2 separate regions of the Homo sapiens genome follow, and region 1 is linked to region 2. The links are chromatin loops, found by intact Hi-C in ENCODE. Cell type or tissue: MCF 10A. All regions are shown on one strand. Links, peaks and the distances in the headings refer to the core of each region. The heading gives the core; the rest is flanking DNA. Region 1 has its middle 14 kb from the start of C13orf42. Region 2 overlaps FAM124A (family with sequence similarity 124 member A).

What was found. Peaks named below come from ENCODE experiments on the same cell type or tissue, not always from the same donor. Only the 100,000 strongest peaks of a DNase experiment are listed, where the experiment ranks them.
Region 1: a loop joins it to region 2, with 19 times the contacts of the local background. A loop is called at or near these places in 61 of 110 quality-filtered maps.

The regions. Positions count from the first base shown.
Region 1 is chr13:51,120,889-51,128,809 of GRCh38, reverse strand. It overlaps a transcript of C13orf42 not described here. Among named protein-coding and RNA genes, the nearest start is that of C13orf42, 14 kb to the right of the region's middle. RefSeq lists a silencer at 2,923-2,972. In MCF 10A, for the core only: a CTCF peak has its summit at 2,862 (motif pointing left); a DNase peak (open chromatin) is centred at 2,879.
Region 2 is chr13:51,283,076-51,290,996 of GRCh38, reverse strand. FAM124A (family with sequence similarity 124 member A) reads right to left here. Exons shown (of 4, transcript NM_001242312.2): 4 at 6,758-7,921. Among named protein-coding and RNA genes, the nearest start is that of SERPINE3, 53 kb to the left of the region's middle. In MCF 10A, for the core only: a CTCF peak has its summit at 4,384 (motif pointing right); a DNase peak (open chromatin) is centred at 4,436.

The sequences.
Region 1 (7,921 bases), core at 1,915-4,414, 160 kb after region 2:
TGTGACTATTTCCTATAACTTTCCCTAATATTTCCCTTTAATATTTCTTCCACCATCCTGAGTGAATCACAACATCAGCAAAGAGTGCAAGGCAGATTAATCCAAAGAGAATAGCAGTTAACATCCCATAGTGCCAAATCTGTTCTTAGCCGAGAGGGACTTTACTGAGAGGGGTCTCTAACCCCCTAAATCTTAGGAAGGACTCTAACCTTCCTATGCTGAGTCTCAAACCCAAGTTCAGTCAAGCGTCCTTGCCTTTTATTGAGTGGGGCCTTTAGCCCATTCTGTCTTAGGAGAGACTTTAACTCCCCTAAGTTGGGCCTGTAACCCAATCCCATCCTTTACCCAGGTATATGCACCCCACTTACCCAAAGTTGGCCCATCAGTGCTGCCGTCTATTTCCTTGAGGTTGGGGTTCTCCTCAGTGTCATCCCTTGCATGGTTCAACAGAAAGATATTACTGGAATGCAGTCTCAATCCAGATCCCAAGAGAAGGTTCTTGGATCTCGCACAAGAGAGAATTCAGGGCAAGTCATAGAGTAAAGTGAATGCAAGCTTCTTAAGAAAGTAAAGAAAGGAAGAATGGCTACTCCATAGGCAGAGCAGCCCCAAGGGCTGCTAGTTGCCCATTTTTATGGTTATTTCTTGATGATATGCTAAACAAGGGGTGGATTATTCATGCCTCCCCTTTTTAGACCATAACTTCCTGACATTGCCATGGCATTTGTAAACTCTCATGGTGCTGATGGGAGTGTAGCAGTGAGGACGACCAGAGGTGATTCTTGTTGCCATCTTGGTGTTGGTAGGTTTTGGCTGGCTTCTTTCCTGCAAGCTGTTTTATCAGCAAGGTCTTTATGACCTGTATCTTGTGCCGACCTCCTATCTCATCCTGTGACTTAGAATGACTAACTCTCTGGGAATGCAGCCCATTAGGTCTCAGCCTCATTTTACCCAGCCCCTATTCAAGATGGAGTTGCTCTGGTTCATACACCTCTGACAGGTACCTAGAATGAGTGGAATAATACAGCATTTGTTCTTTTGTGCCTGGCTCATTTCACTTAATGTAATGTTTTCAATACGTATAGTTTTTTAAAAATGTAAATTTTATACTATATTGTCTTATAGGCATATAAATTGTTTAAATTATTAACATATTTCAAAATTTGAGGAAGTAATATATTGGACACCCAAGACCCCCACCACCTAGATTTCATGGAAGGTAACACTTTGCAGTGTTTGCCTCATAATTATTTTCATAAAGTTTTCAGAGTCAGGTTCCACTGACTAATAAGCCAGTCTTCCTTGTGGTTCACACACAGAGAAGCAGGGTAGTAGAGAGGATAAAAAGGGACCCTGAGCTGCCTGCCTGAACTCAAATCCAGCTTCCCTACTAGCTGTATGGCTATGGACAAGTTACACAATCTTTCTGTGAATCCATTTCCCTTCTGAAAAATGGGAATGGTCATACTAATATCTACCTCCTCGTTGCTATCATCAGGATTGAGTGAGTCGGTAAATTGCCTAGACTGAGGCTGGTTGTTATTCCTTCTTGGTTGTTATTCCTTCAAGATGTGGCTACAACTTCTCTGTGGCCCTTTCCATTTCTTCCGCCTTGTCTCGTATTTTTTTATTTTTATTTTTTTAAGACACAGTCTTGCTCTGTGGTCCAGGCTGGAGTGCAGTGGTGTGATCACAGCTCACTGTAGCCTTGTCCTCCCTGGCTCAAGTAATCCTCCTGCCTGAGCTTCCTGAGTAGCTGGGACTATAGGCGCCTGCCACCACGCCCAGCTCTTTTTGTATTTCTTTTCTGTAGAGAAGGGTTTCATCATGTTACACAGGCTAGTCTTGAACTCCTTGGCTCAAAGAATCCACCTGCCTTGGCATCCCAGAGTGCTGGGATTATAAGCGTGAGCCACTGCACCAGGCCCTTCTCTCATCTTTTAAAATTCCTCAGACACCTGGCCCTTGACCACTATTGAATTCTTCATTTGTCAGAAATAATCAGGTGTGGCATTGGCCTTGGTCCATCAAAAAGAACTGGCAACCATCTCCCCCAGTCTTGGGCAAGAACCTCCCCTGGTAATTCACTCCCATCGTCCCTGGCCCTCAGTCCTTGGGTAGCCACTTCCCAGCCCAGGACAACGCAGGCAGCACTCTCAGAAGTTATTTTGGACCTGGTGAGGGGCTTCCTTTTTGCCTAGCACCTTCCATTTGTGAATACATCCTGTTTGCAAATAAAGCATCACAGAACCCTGGATGCATGTGGACAATTTAACAAATGGAGCTGAAGGTAATGCTTTTTAAATTTGTAGGTAAATTCTGGAATGTTTTAACTTCAAGGAAATAATTTTAATATGCCCTCCTGCGTCTCTGTCTCATCCCCAGCTCATTAAAGATAGAGTTTTGCCTGAATGTAACTAATTTTAAATGTTATTCTTAATAGAATAGGTGCTTTATAAGCCATTTAAATGGCAGTCAACAGATTAGAGGGAAATGCTTATTTTACTTCAGTGTCAAAACAAATACACCTCAATGCATTTCATTGGCACTGCTGTTCATATAAAATGCTAATTATAAATAATTTCATATTAAAGACAAAAACTAAGGCAAGTGGCACCAGTTTTGGCATATGGTAGGTGCTCAATGCATGTTAAACAAAATAGTGGCAATGCCTTTGCCACAACTTTTAAGATGTGAATATACATCCACCCGGCCACACACGTAGGCACACAGGCACATGAAATTTGCATACATTCACTAATTCTGACAGGCTTCCTCTCCATCTTGGTGCACCTGTTATTGTAATGGCGTGGATTGTCCTTGCTTTGCTATTCACACGGAGCAGGACCAGGGCTGATCCTGCAGACGTGCTGCCCCCTGGTGCATTTGAGAAGACTCGCATGGTCAGCCAAATGAGAGAAAACAGTCACCATATTAAGAGCTCAGTTAGCTGTTGTCATTGCATTTATTTAATGACCTGATAGATGAAGAGAAAACTGTGAAGGAGACAGAGAAGGAACAGTCCAAGGAAAACCCTCACAGAGCCCAGGGCAGTGATGAGCACAGAGTAGCTCCCAGCAAATATTTGCTGATTGATTAAAAGGATAAGCCTAGGTGCTGTAGATGTTGATTCGTAGACACTGGGGGGTGGAGCTTGGTGCTGGCATCCACAGTGACCTGAGTGATTCTTCACAAGCACTGAGAATCATGCTGAGTCTTGAATTTTTTTAATATTCACTTTCAGCAATTGATTAATCCACCCAGCACTGTTAGAGAGGTGTGTGGCTTCTCTCCATCAGCTTTTTGAGTTACAGCATTGAAAGGGCCAGCCATTTTCCACTCAAAGGGAGTTTAAAAGTGTAGGGATAAAATATACATTCTCGACAAGCATAATCTATGCCCTAAAATCCTCAACTGAACCAGGCACCAATATTTGATGTGAAGTAGCAGTTTCACTCAAGTTCCTTCCAAGAAGAAGAAAATAACATGCTTTGCTGAAAGGGGCAAACTAGGGAGCTGAGAATTTAGTGGGAAGATAATGCAATTATAGGTCAGGATAGACACGTTTGCCAATCTTCCTGCAAACCTTGAAAGATTTATGACCTATAGCTATACCTGTTCCTAATTTACTTGTCACAGATAAGACTGGCACCTTCGCCCAGCAGAGAGGCTGTTAATGAATGGAGAGGCAAGGCAGGCTGCTAGCAGGTACTGTACCTTTAGAGCTCTGAAACGATCTTTAGGCCCTTTTTCCAGCTAAGACTTGAGAAGAAAAACACTAGTAAACCTTACATAGAGGGCTTGCTTACAGAGTAAATGTAACAAGTTTCTTTGATGTGTGACCAAAAGGAAAAAAAAATTCATTTAACCCTCAGAAAAAATAAAGGAAGACCCTGCATTAAAGCCACTCTGTGTGTTATGGGGACAACGAGGTTTAATTTAAGAATTAGGGTTTGTATGAAGGAACAAGAGCTGGGGGAGTGAAACCAGCTGGAAGGTCATGGAAGCAGCTGGAAGGTCAGACCGAATACCTAAGTGGGTGGTTCTCTAACATTTGCCAGGAAACTGCTGCGAAAATTTTCAAGAAACTCTGGAAAACCTCCTACCAAACCTGGTGCTTGATAAGAAGCCTAGATGCCACTGTGAACCTTGTGTCTGCTGTGGCCCCCATGACCTGAGGAGGATTGCCTCTCTTCACTGTCTTCCAAAGCTTAGGCAAATTTCTCTCATTGGAAAATTGAGCTCAACCTGTAAAAGGCAGGAGATTCCAGGAAAGGAAGATTCAGTGAGAAGCAGATGAAAGTGATGAAAAGCTGACAACTAACAACGTAGCACAACCTGAAAGCACCTAAATTCCTACATTTACCTCCTCATTATGTAACCGCCCAGTGGATTCACCTTGTCCGCAGCCTAGACAGCCGATTTATCAAGACAGGGGAATTGCAATAGAGAGATAGTAATTCACACAGAGCTGGCTGTGCAGGAGACCTGAGTTTTATTATTACTCAAATCAGTCTCCCCGGAAACTTGGGGATCAGGGTTTTTAAGGATAATTTGGTGGGTCGGCCAGTGAATCTGGAGTGCTGATTGGTTGGCCCGGGGATGAAATTGTAGGGAGTCGAAGCTGTTCTCTTATACTGAGTCAGTTCCTGGGTGGGGCCACAGAACTGGTTGGCAGGTTCAGGTGGGGTTATTCAGTTGTTAGAAATGCAAAAACTGGAAAAGACATCTCAAAAGGTGGATCCTAGGTTCACAATAGTGATGTTACCTTCAAGAGTAAGTGGGGAAGTTGCAAATCTTATAACCTCCGGAATAATGGCTGGTAATATTTAGAATTCCAGCCCCTCTTATTCTAACTTGGTGGCTGGTAGCTTTTCATTTGTTTTACGGGGACAGTTTAGCTTTAAACTATAAACTAAATTCCTTCCGAAGGCTAGTTCAGACTACGCCCAGGGATGAACAAGGACTGTTTAGAGGTTAGAAGCAAGATGGGCTCAGTTAAGTCTGATATCTTTCACTGTCATAATTTTCTCAGTTATAGTTTTGCAAAGGTGGTTTCCATTATGTGGGACAAATTATTCATTCATGCGCTCAATAAATAGTAAGTACTTGAGGTGTGTCAGGAATTGGGTTAGGTGATAGAGGCAGATTGAACTATGTAGAAGAATTTATTCCTGCCCCATGTGAGCTGACATTGAACTAAAAGGGAGAAATGGTTTGAATACACAAACCGTGATGATGCACAGGCATTTTTAGGGCTGTTCACAAATATTCTGGCTCTCCTCCAGGCACATGCTAAGATTGTATTTCCCCACCTGCTTTGAAATTTGAAGAGACCATATGACTTGCTTTGGTCCACAAAGTGTGAGCAGAAGTGATGTGTGTAATTTGCATTTGGAAGGTTTAGGAATGATCCATGATTCACCATGCTGTCTTCCCCCTGCCATGATCAATCTGTTGAGATGAAGCTTGGGTCAGCCTTAGTCCCAAGAGGCTAAGCAGAGCCCCCAGCTGATCTGCAATAGATATGCAATATGATTGAGAAAGAAATCTGTGTAATAAGCCAATAAGAGTTTGGAGTTATTTGTTGTCACAGCAAAAGTAGCCCATCCTGACCGACCTGTAACAAGAGTGAGAACCATGAGCAGTGCTAGGGTCCCTGGGGGAGGGGAGGAACTTTTTTCAGATTGCCTTGTACGTTGGTTAATCATTCACCACGTGTGGTTTTGGCTTAGCTTGCTCTCTGGATAAGATCAAAGAAAACGGATTAGCTAGGGAGATACAGCAGTGGGCAAAACAGACCACAAGTATCAATCCATCTTTCTAATGCTATCAGAACATCTCCTTTCTCCCCCATTGTTTTCAGCATGCACTGCCCCCGCCTCTTGGTTTGACTTTAGATGACGGTGAAGTGATCACCACAAGATTGGTGAGGATAGAATAACAGTGGGTGTTTTAAAAATTGTTTCTAACATGATAATCAGAAACAAGAACAGAACTGAAGAAAAGAAATAATCAGAATAGAGATCCACAAGGCCCTGAGGATTTACCATCCAATTTTAAGACTGGTCACAGGTTATTTCAGGGGAATTGATAAGGCTCTAGCTTGATCTATCAGTCAAATCTACTTGTAGTGGGCAGGAATTCAAGCACAAAACAGCTGAGCTAGCACTTTATAACAAGATGACGGTTTAAAAAAATTTTTTAAGCTTATAAGTGCTTTCTTTTCTCTTTCTTTCTTTTCCTTTTTTTCTTTCTTTTTTTTTTTTTTCTTTTTGGAACAGTTCTTGCTCTGTCGCCCAGGCTGGAGTGCAGTGGCGCAATCTTGGTTTACTGCAACCTCCGCCTCCTGAGTTCAAGCAATTCTCCTGCTTCAGCCTCCTGAGTAGCTGGGATTACAGGCATGCACCATGATACCTGGCTAGTTTTTGTATTTTTGGTAGAGACAGGGTTTCACCATGTTGGCCAGGGTGGTCTCAAACTCCTGACCTCAAGTGATCCACCTGCCTCGGCCTCCCAAAGTGCTGGGATTACAGGCGTGAGCCACTGTGCCCAGCCCAATGCTTTCTTTTCTAATCATATATTCTGGTCATATATATTTCTGATATATATTCTTTATATATGTAAATATATATTTTCAGCATTTACATTATACCGTATTTACTATTTGTATATTTTCAACCTTCCTTTTTCTCTTAATATACTAAAAATATTTGTGTATTTAAATATTCTTTTTCTACATGACTTCAAAACAACACATTTGTGTACTTAATACATGAAATATTTATTATACAGACACGTAAAAGGGAATGTATTGTATATACTGTTTTACATTGGACTTTTTCCGCTTATTACATTGTGAATATCTTTTTACATTATTAATTATTGCTCTAAGACATCATTTTTAGTAACTGCTGTGTTCCATTATACAAGTGTAATTTATTTAGCTAATTCTCAGCTGTAGAAAATTTATGAGGCCAGTTGCGGTGGCTCACGCCCGTAATTCCAGCACTTTGGGAGGCCGAGGCGGGTGGATCACAAGGTCAGGAGTTTGAAACCAGCCTGGCCAACATGGTGAAACCCCGTCTCTACTAAAAATACAAAAAATTAGCCAGGCGTGGTGGCACTTGCCTGTAATCCCAGCTACTCGGGAGCCTGAGGCAGGAGAATCACTTGAACCCGGGAGGTGGAGGTTGCAGTGAGCCGAGACCACGCCACTGCACTCCAGCCTGGGCAGCAGAGTGAGACTCTGTCTCAAAAAAAAAAAAAAAGAAAATTTTTTTCAGGCTAGAGTACTAGAAGTGGAATAGCCAAATCAAAGTGAATGCACAATTTTAAGGATTTTGATATGTATTTCCAAAATACCCCATACAAAAGTTATTCCAATAGATGCTGTCACTAATAGCATATTAGAGTAACTTTCCCTGAAACTTTCCCCACCCTTGCAACCCCAGGTATCATTTTTCTCAAGGTCTGGTCTAACAAGTATTAAATGTGGTTTGGTTTTAATTTAAATGTCTTTGGTCGCCAGTGAGGTATGCAGTTTGGAATGATTCCACACTTCCCATGGCACCGTTCTAGGTCTCTGGGCTCTGATCTGCTTGGTGAATCCTTCGCAGTGTTCCTCAGGACAGCTGCGCGCCCTTCTGAGTGCAGGAGGGCAACTCTATCCTGCTCTCAACCCTGGGCTCAGCTACCAACCACTACAGCTTGTGTGGCTGGAGAACCCTTAAAACCCAACCACCAGGGGGCAGAAGAGGTCAGGGTTTATTATGACGGGCATTTATTTGTTTATTGAGACGGAGTCTCGCTCAGTCGCCCAGACTGGAGTGCAGTGGCGTGATCTCAGCTCACTGCAACCTCTGCCTCCCAGGTTCAAGAGATTCTCCTGCCTCAGCCTCTCGAGTAGCTGGGATTACAG
Region 2 (7,921 bases), core at 3,032-5,531:
ATTATGTAGTAAGTGATGATGGGGATGGGCCTCTGCTCTCTTGTGGTGCTACTGACAACATCCTTACCGTCCCAGCCCACAGTGGCCCACGAGGGCAGTTTCTGTACCATAAAGACAAATATGCCGAGATGTGGAGTATTAGAGGAGTATTAGAATGTCCCCACTTTACAGATGAGGAGACTGAGTCACAGAAGGTTAAGGAAGTTGTTCAAGTTAAGGATTAGAAGACCCTTGCTCTAACCACTAGTTTATCCCACCTGTGTAACTAAGGTGGGAGGGAAAGGAAGGAGCAGAAACACACAACACACAAAACCTGGAGAGGACAAATGAGATGGAGGGGACAGATGTGATGTGATGTGAAGGTGCAGAACACTCAAAGGGGGCTAGGGTTCTCCAGGTTTTCATTTTTGTTTTAGACAGGGTTTCACTCTGTCACCCAGGCTGGAGTGTAGTGGTACCATCATAGCTTACTGCAGCTTCAAACTCCTGGGCTCAAGTGATCCTCCTACCTCAGTCTCTCAAGTAGCTGGGACTACAAGGATGCATTGCCATGCCCGGCCAGTTTTTAAATATTTTTTGTAGAGATGGGTCTCACTCTGTTGCCCAGGCTGGTCTCAAACTCCTCCCACCTCAGCCTCCCTAAGTGCTGGGATTACAGACAAGAGCCACAGTGCCCAGCCCAGTTTTATTATCTTTACCTTTTAATTATAAAATTAATAAATGTTTATCATATAAGATGTCAAGTTCAAAAAGGAAAATGAAAAAGAAGAGATACCATCCATGCTTCTACCACCCAGAAGCAAAAGCCATCCTCCTTTGACACACTTTTTTACAATCTATTTTTTCTACAGTATCTTACATGGTCAAGGGCATTTTATTATATTTAACATTCTATCCTGATGTTTTAAAGCTTAAAGTTATGTCAAGCTTTCCCTTTGTTATTAAACATGCTTTGAAGCATTATTTGTCATGGTTGTATAATATTCCATTTCCTGGGCACCTCATTTACTTTTCTTTCTTATGAATGTACTGCACATTCAGGTTGTTCCCCAATGGCTTGCTATTATAAATTGTACTGCGACAAACAAGTGTATAAGTATTTACCTCTGCTTTGGATAATTTCCTTGGGATAGTCTCCCAGAAACTAAATTATCAGACATAAGCATTTTTTTTTAAGATAGTGTTTTACTCTGTTGCCCAGACCAGAGTGCAGTGGCATGATCAAGGCTCACTGTAGCCTGGACCTCCTGGGGCTCAGGTGATCCTCTCACCTCAGCCTCCCAAGTAGCTGGGACCACAGGCATGCACCACCACATCTGGCTAATTTTTTTTTTTTTTAATTTTTAGTAGAGATGAAGTCTCACCATGTTGCCCAGGCTGGTCTCAAACTCCTGGGCTCAAGCGATTGGCTTGCCTCAGCCTCCCAAAATGCTGGGATGACAGGCGTGAGCCACCACACCCTACCTGACATAAGCATTTTTAAGGCTACTGATATATCTATGGCTACAGTTCTTTCCCATGCTAAAAACCATGAATAAACATCATGGAGCATTATCTTCAAAACCTTTGCTAATATGAAAGTTGGAAATGACAGCTCATTGTGCCAGACTTTGCCTCTGGATCTCATTTATTCTTCAGAATGACCCTATGAAGAAGGCTTCATTCCTTAAAATGTTATTATTAATAATCTCTTTTTTTAGTTTATTTTTAAATTGACAAATAATTGTACATATCATAGGGTACGTAGTAATGTTTGGATCCCTATAATCTATAGTGATCAGAGTAATTAACATATCCGTCATCTCAAACATTTATCATTTCTTTGTGTGGGAAACATTCAATATCCCCCTCCTAGTGATTTAAAACTACATAATATTGTTACCTAGAGTCATCCTGCAGTGATACAGGACACTAGAACTTATTCCTCCTGTCTAGCTATAATTTCGTGTCCTCTAACAAATCTCTCCCCTTCCCTCCTTTCCCCCTAACCTTCCCAGCCTCTAGTATCCTCTGTTTTACTTTTTACTTCTAGGAGTTCAAAAGTAATATTAATCTTAATGAATGAGGTTTTGGGAACCCTCTTAAGTTTTGCCCCTGAGGCATGTACCTCACTTACTGCACCCTACTCCTCCCACTTTGCAAATGAGGAACCCAAGAGTGAGAAATGGAATAGCTTGATTAGGGTCACACAGCTAGCAAGTCTGGGTGGGATTCAAAGTCCGATACGTGTGACCCCAAAGCCCTGCTTCTCTCCATTGGGCTATCTTGGTGCTTCACTCTTCATTTTCGAATGTGAATGATGAGAGAGAAGGCGAGGTGGGGGGGGGAGCAGGAGGAGGAGGAGATGGAGGAGGAGGAGGAGGAGATGGAGGAGGAGGAGGAGGAGATGGAGGAGGAGGAGGAGGAGGAGATGGAGGAGGAGGAGGAGGAGGAGATGGAGGAGGAGGAGGAGGAGATGGAGGAGGAGGAGATGGAGGAGGAGGAGAAGGAGGAGAGATGGAGGAGGAGATGGAGGAGGAGGAGGAGATGGAGGAGGAGGAGGAGATGGAGGAGATGGAGATGCTCCTTATTGGTGTAGGGGTGTGTGTGGTGGTTTGGCGTGGATTTGGTGGCACAGGAAAACCCCAAGTCATGGGTATATTGCAGGAAGCTGAAAATTCAGGTCTAGCACCCAGGAAAGTGTGGCTGAATGTGCAAGAGAGGCCAGGCCCATGCAGGATGGGAAAGGAAAGCCAGTGTCCTCCAAATGGAAAGCTCCAGTGTGTACTGAATTTGGAGCAAAGGTGAACAGAATGTGACCATGCAGAATTCCCTGGGTGGGCCACAGGTGGTCAGGTCACAGTCCTGAGCCTGCTGCCAGATTCCCAGGCGCTCACCTCCACAGCTGCAGCCAGTTCACCATTTCCAGCAAGGGTAAAGCTGGCCAGAGGGAATACTCCTGGGAAGCCATTGTGGGGGTAGGGGGCAGTGAGCTCTGAAATGACCAAATGACCAAAGAGGTCACTGCAGGAGTGCAGAACCAGCTCGGGTGATGAACACAGGCCCAGACAGCCACAGAGCTTTATGGCCAAGGAGAATTTCAGAGGCCCTGGCATGAGGTGATTTAGCTCATATCGGGCACAGGAGGCTCATTTTGCAGGAAGTGGAACATAACTCTTGGAGTAGAAATAGGTTGAGGAGTCTCCCGCTGCACCTCAGTTTCCTCTGTTCTGACAGGCTGCATTTTCAGTCTTCAGGCCACTGCTAAGAGCTACGCCCCCGGCAGTCAATCCAGCCTACTCTTTAGTCTCCTCTTGCTTCTTACCTCATTAGGATCTGACACATCTTATGTGATGAGGAAACCTGGGGAGGTAGTAGACGCTTCTGGCCTTGGTTGAACAGGGGCAAGGTTAGCTTCAGAAAGGGAAGCAACCTTATTATCGGCCCTTCTGTTTCTAAACTCTACAGATACGGCCTCAAGAGCATTGGAGAAGCCCAGCCCTCTAGGCTTTCTGCTGAGAGAAATTTCCACCTTGCTGCACAGTGCGGCCGGAGAAGGATGTCTAGGGAGCCTCACCCACAAGCTGTGGGTGCGCTGTCTCCTCCAGCTGTTGCTGATTCTGTCCCCCAAGCAAGAAAGCCCAAGACTTGGTCCAAATTAGTAACCCTACAGAGAAAATCCCTAATGAAAATCCCCTGGTGAGAAAGAGATTTTAGAAATCTGTGCTAAGAAAAACTTGTTTTTTTCTGAGGAACTGTGTTGAGGAAACTTAAATTACAATGAAAGAAGACAGTGTTTCTAGATTCCTTTTTTTTTTTTTTTTTTTTTTGAGACGGAGTCTCGCTCGGTTGCTCAGGCTGGAGTGCAGTGGCACGATCTCGGCTCACTCACTGCAAGCTCCGTCTCCCGGGTTCAAGCCATTCTCCTGCCTCAGCCTCCCGAGTAGCTGGGACGACAGGCTCCCGCCATCACGCCCGGCTAATTTTTTGTATTTTTAGTAGAGACGGGGTTTCACTGTGTTGCCAGGGTGGTCTCTATCTCCTGACCTCGTGATCCACCCGCCTCAGCCTCCCAAAGTGCTGGGATTACAAGCGTGAGACACCGCACCTGGCCTAGATTCTTTAATCGTAAATGAGAACTAGACAGCTACTCATCTCTTTCCCTTTTCGCTCTGGCTTCCAGGAAATTCCAGGAAACTGCTGTAGCAGTTACATTTTTCTTTACGGTGGACATAGTTGTAGACTCCTTTTTGGGGGCCTGCTTTACTATTTGCATTGTGTTGTTTCATTTGGAAATTAAATTGCCTCAATCCTTTGTAGACATAAACAGCTTAAAAAATTAAATGCAGGATAATAAAGTGAAGTTCATCCAGGTGGAGGCTTCTTCAATGAAAAGGGCACTCAGTGACCCTCCCGGGCACAGCGGCCACCAGGTGGCACCAAAGCTTCCCCACAGCCACCTTCAGGGATGCGATTTGGCTTGAAAGCGTTTCTGTTTAGCTAGCCGGCCGGTTCTTGGGCTGTGCCACACACATTCAGAGTGACTCCAATCCAAAATGCTCTGGGTTTAGCTTTAGGGACTGAGCAAGGCTGATCTAAGGGAGTCAGGCAGCCTCTTTCAGGTGCTCAATTGATAAGATCAATATTTCAAATGTCTCAAATGGACCACTCCCAGCCAGAACAGGGCAGTGGGGCATGGTGAAGCAGCTCCATTTTTCTTTCTTTTTTTTTTTTTTTTTGAGATGGAGTCTTGCTTTGTCACCCAGGCTGGAGTGCAGTGGTGTGATCTCAGCTCACTGCAACCTCTGCCTCCCAGGTTCAAGCAATTCTCCTGCCTCAGCCTCTCAAGTAGCTAGGATTACAGGTGTGTGCCACCATGCCCAGCTAATTTCTGTATTTTTAGTAGAGAAGGGGTTTCACCATGTTAGCCAGGCTGAGCTCAAACTCCTGACCTCAAGTGATTCACCCACCTCGGCCTCCCAAACTGTTGGGATTACAGGTGTGAGCTACCGTACCTGGCCTACAGCTCCATTTTTCTATGCCACCATCCCAGATAACAGGAGGCGACACCCTCATCACAGAGTTCATGGAGGTTGTCAGTGGGACCCAGAAGGGGTCTTTTTGCCTTCACCGTGTATTCTAGTGACTTCAGTCTGAAATGAGTGTGTTGTTCCTTATAGTGGGCACATCACTGGACACGGGTCCTCAGCCCTCTAAGATGGAAATTGTTAAAAAGACCCAAGCCTGCCGACATTACCATTCATGTTTGCCTCCATTATTCACTCAGGGAAATCAGATCTTTTAAAGCCACTTTGTAAATAGACCTCTGTGCCCAAGACTAGAAAAAGCCTTCAGTAAAAGGTGGAAGAATGTACTTATATATAATCTTTAAATTCAGGTTCCTGACCCTTTGTGGTTCCATTTGTTATAATAATAGTGTGTCAAAAGGTGTTTCCCTTGAGAACGCAATTTATTCATGTCAGCTTCTCATGCTATTTTCTGAAGCCTCTGTAGTATCTGATCAATTGTATTTCTCAGGAATGCAAGAGAAGCAGAACCCTACAAATGATGAGCACATGGAGCCATGTGGCCTGGGGCGGAGAAGGAGAGGGTGACTATTCAGCTATTCCTACTTCTCTCCTGAAATTCATACCCAGGGATCACTGGTCAGAACTGGTCACTGATACCGGTCTGAGGGTATGAGGAGGGAGAAGCTGTCCACAGTTGGTTTTATTGCCCTTAAAAATCTTACAGGAATTCAATGAATCTATTCAGATGCCTCTTGGCTGACAGTTTGGAGCACTAATTCATCTACAGAAAGTAGAAAGATAGGCCGGGCGCTCTGTCTCATGCCTGTAATCCCAGCACTTTGGGAGGCTGCAGTGGGAGGAGGGTTAGAGTCCAGGAGTTTGAGACCAGCCTGGGCAACATAGCAAGACTGTCTCTACAAAAAATAAAAAATTAGTGGGGCATAGTGGTGCATGTGTAGTCCCAGCTACTCAGAAAGCTGAGGTGGGTGGATCACTTGAGCCTGGGAGGTTGAGGCTGCAGTAAGCCATGATTGTGCCACCGCACTAAGCCTGGGTGACAGTGATATCCTTCCTGTCTCAAAAAAAAAAAAAAAAAAAAAAAAGGAAAATAGGGAGGTAGGAAGATACCTCCGTTTCTCCTGATTTATTTGTGGCCGGGAGCTCATTCTAAGTAAAGTAAACATGTAGTCTCACCTGGGAACGCACTGGGTGGTACAGTCCAGTTCACTCTGCTGTGACTGTTCCCCTGCCCTCAGACCCGGAGGCTCAAGGAGCAGCCACTACTAAAACCCAATTTATTCAAGCACACATCAACCCTCCCATGTCACAAAAGTCTCTGCAGTGGCTCACCCACTGCTTCCACCAGTTCCTCTTATGCTCCTTTTAACCAGTTGAGGTGACCCAAGATGATTTCTGTAGGACTTGCCAGGTGAGTTGGGGACAGACAGAGAAAGATTTGCTCTTTAAAGCAGACACTAGGTGGTGTTTAGTGTAGGCCAAAGTGGGACCGTGAGCAGTAATTTGGGGTTGAGGGGATCTTACTTGGAAAAGAGGCAAATGAGGGATGGGATGTAACTCAACCAGAGCACTTACCAACACATCCCCTCCCTGGCAATGCTGGAGGAAGCGTAAGGCCAAGGAAACAAGAGACACGGTTCCATTAAGCGACAAAAAACCAGGGCTACAATCTAGACTTCTTACACTACAGAGCCTAATACATAGATATAATTTATGAGACAACCTCAATATTTTTCAATTGAACACATTTATTGAGCACCTACAATGTGCCAGCATCTTTTACAAGGATAATACTCCAAACGAGTCAGGATCCTCCAGAGAGTATTGGAAGCCCTTCTGGATGAGGAAGATGCTACTGGAATGGCCAGGAATGGAAGGGAAGGCTTTGGTAAATGTGTTCCTGTGATTCCCTCTCCGTGGAGGGACTGCCATTTCCATGTGGTCTACAGTGGGCATCCTCTCCCTGCTCACCTGATGCTATGGGAACATTTTGCATTTCTTGCTTTCAAATGTTGTCTATGATGTCCTTTAGGGTCACTCAGTTTGGTAGATTGGACTGTGATGAGGGCGGGTCCAGAGTTGTACTCTAAAGCAGTCCTAGGCGAGCATGTGAGCACACTGAAATAAGGACACTGATTAGGGAGAAAGAAGGAGCCAGCCCTCGGCCATTAGCCTTTTTTTTTTTTTTTTTTTTTTTTTTTTGCCTCACTGACTTTTGTTACTGATGAACTTGCTTCCCTGTTCATTGGAGGTGGTATCATCACCTCTGAATTATTTTTCTCCTTCTTCCTAATGTTTGCAGGTTGCTTTTCCTCATCAGCTATTGACTGAATCACATTTCTGGGCAGAAGGTGGAGTGCTGGTGGCTTTCCAGGAATCAGCTCTGCAGAAAGAAGCTCCTTCCTGTTCTGAGCCCTGTGGTTCTGAAGTCATTGGTCTAACCTGAGTAGCCCACTTTTTTGGCATGACACACCACAGCAGCATTAGGCGGGAGACTTAGAATTTTTGTTGTTGACTGGAGCTGGGATGTTGAATCAACCTCAGGCAGCAGCCTAGCTCAAGGGATAATAAACTATGACCCTTGGGCCAAATCTGGCCCACCAGCTGTTCTTGTAAATAAAGTTTTATTGGCTGGGAATGGTGGCTCATGCCTGTAATCCCAGTGCTTTGGGAGGCCAAGGTGGGTGGATCACGAAGTCAGGAGTTTGAGACCAACCTGGCCAACATGGTGAAACTCTGTCTCTACTAAAAATACAAAAAATTAGCCAGGCATTGTGGTGCGCACCTGTAGTCGCAGCTACTTGGGAGGCTGAGGCAGGAGAATGGCTTGAACCCAGGAGGCAGAGCTTGCAGTGAGCTGAGATTGCGCCATTGCACTCCAGCCTGGGCAACAG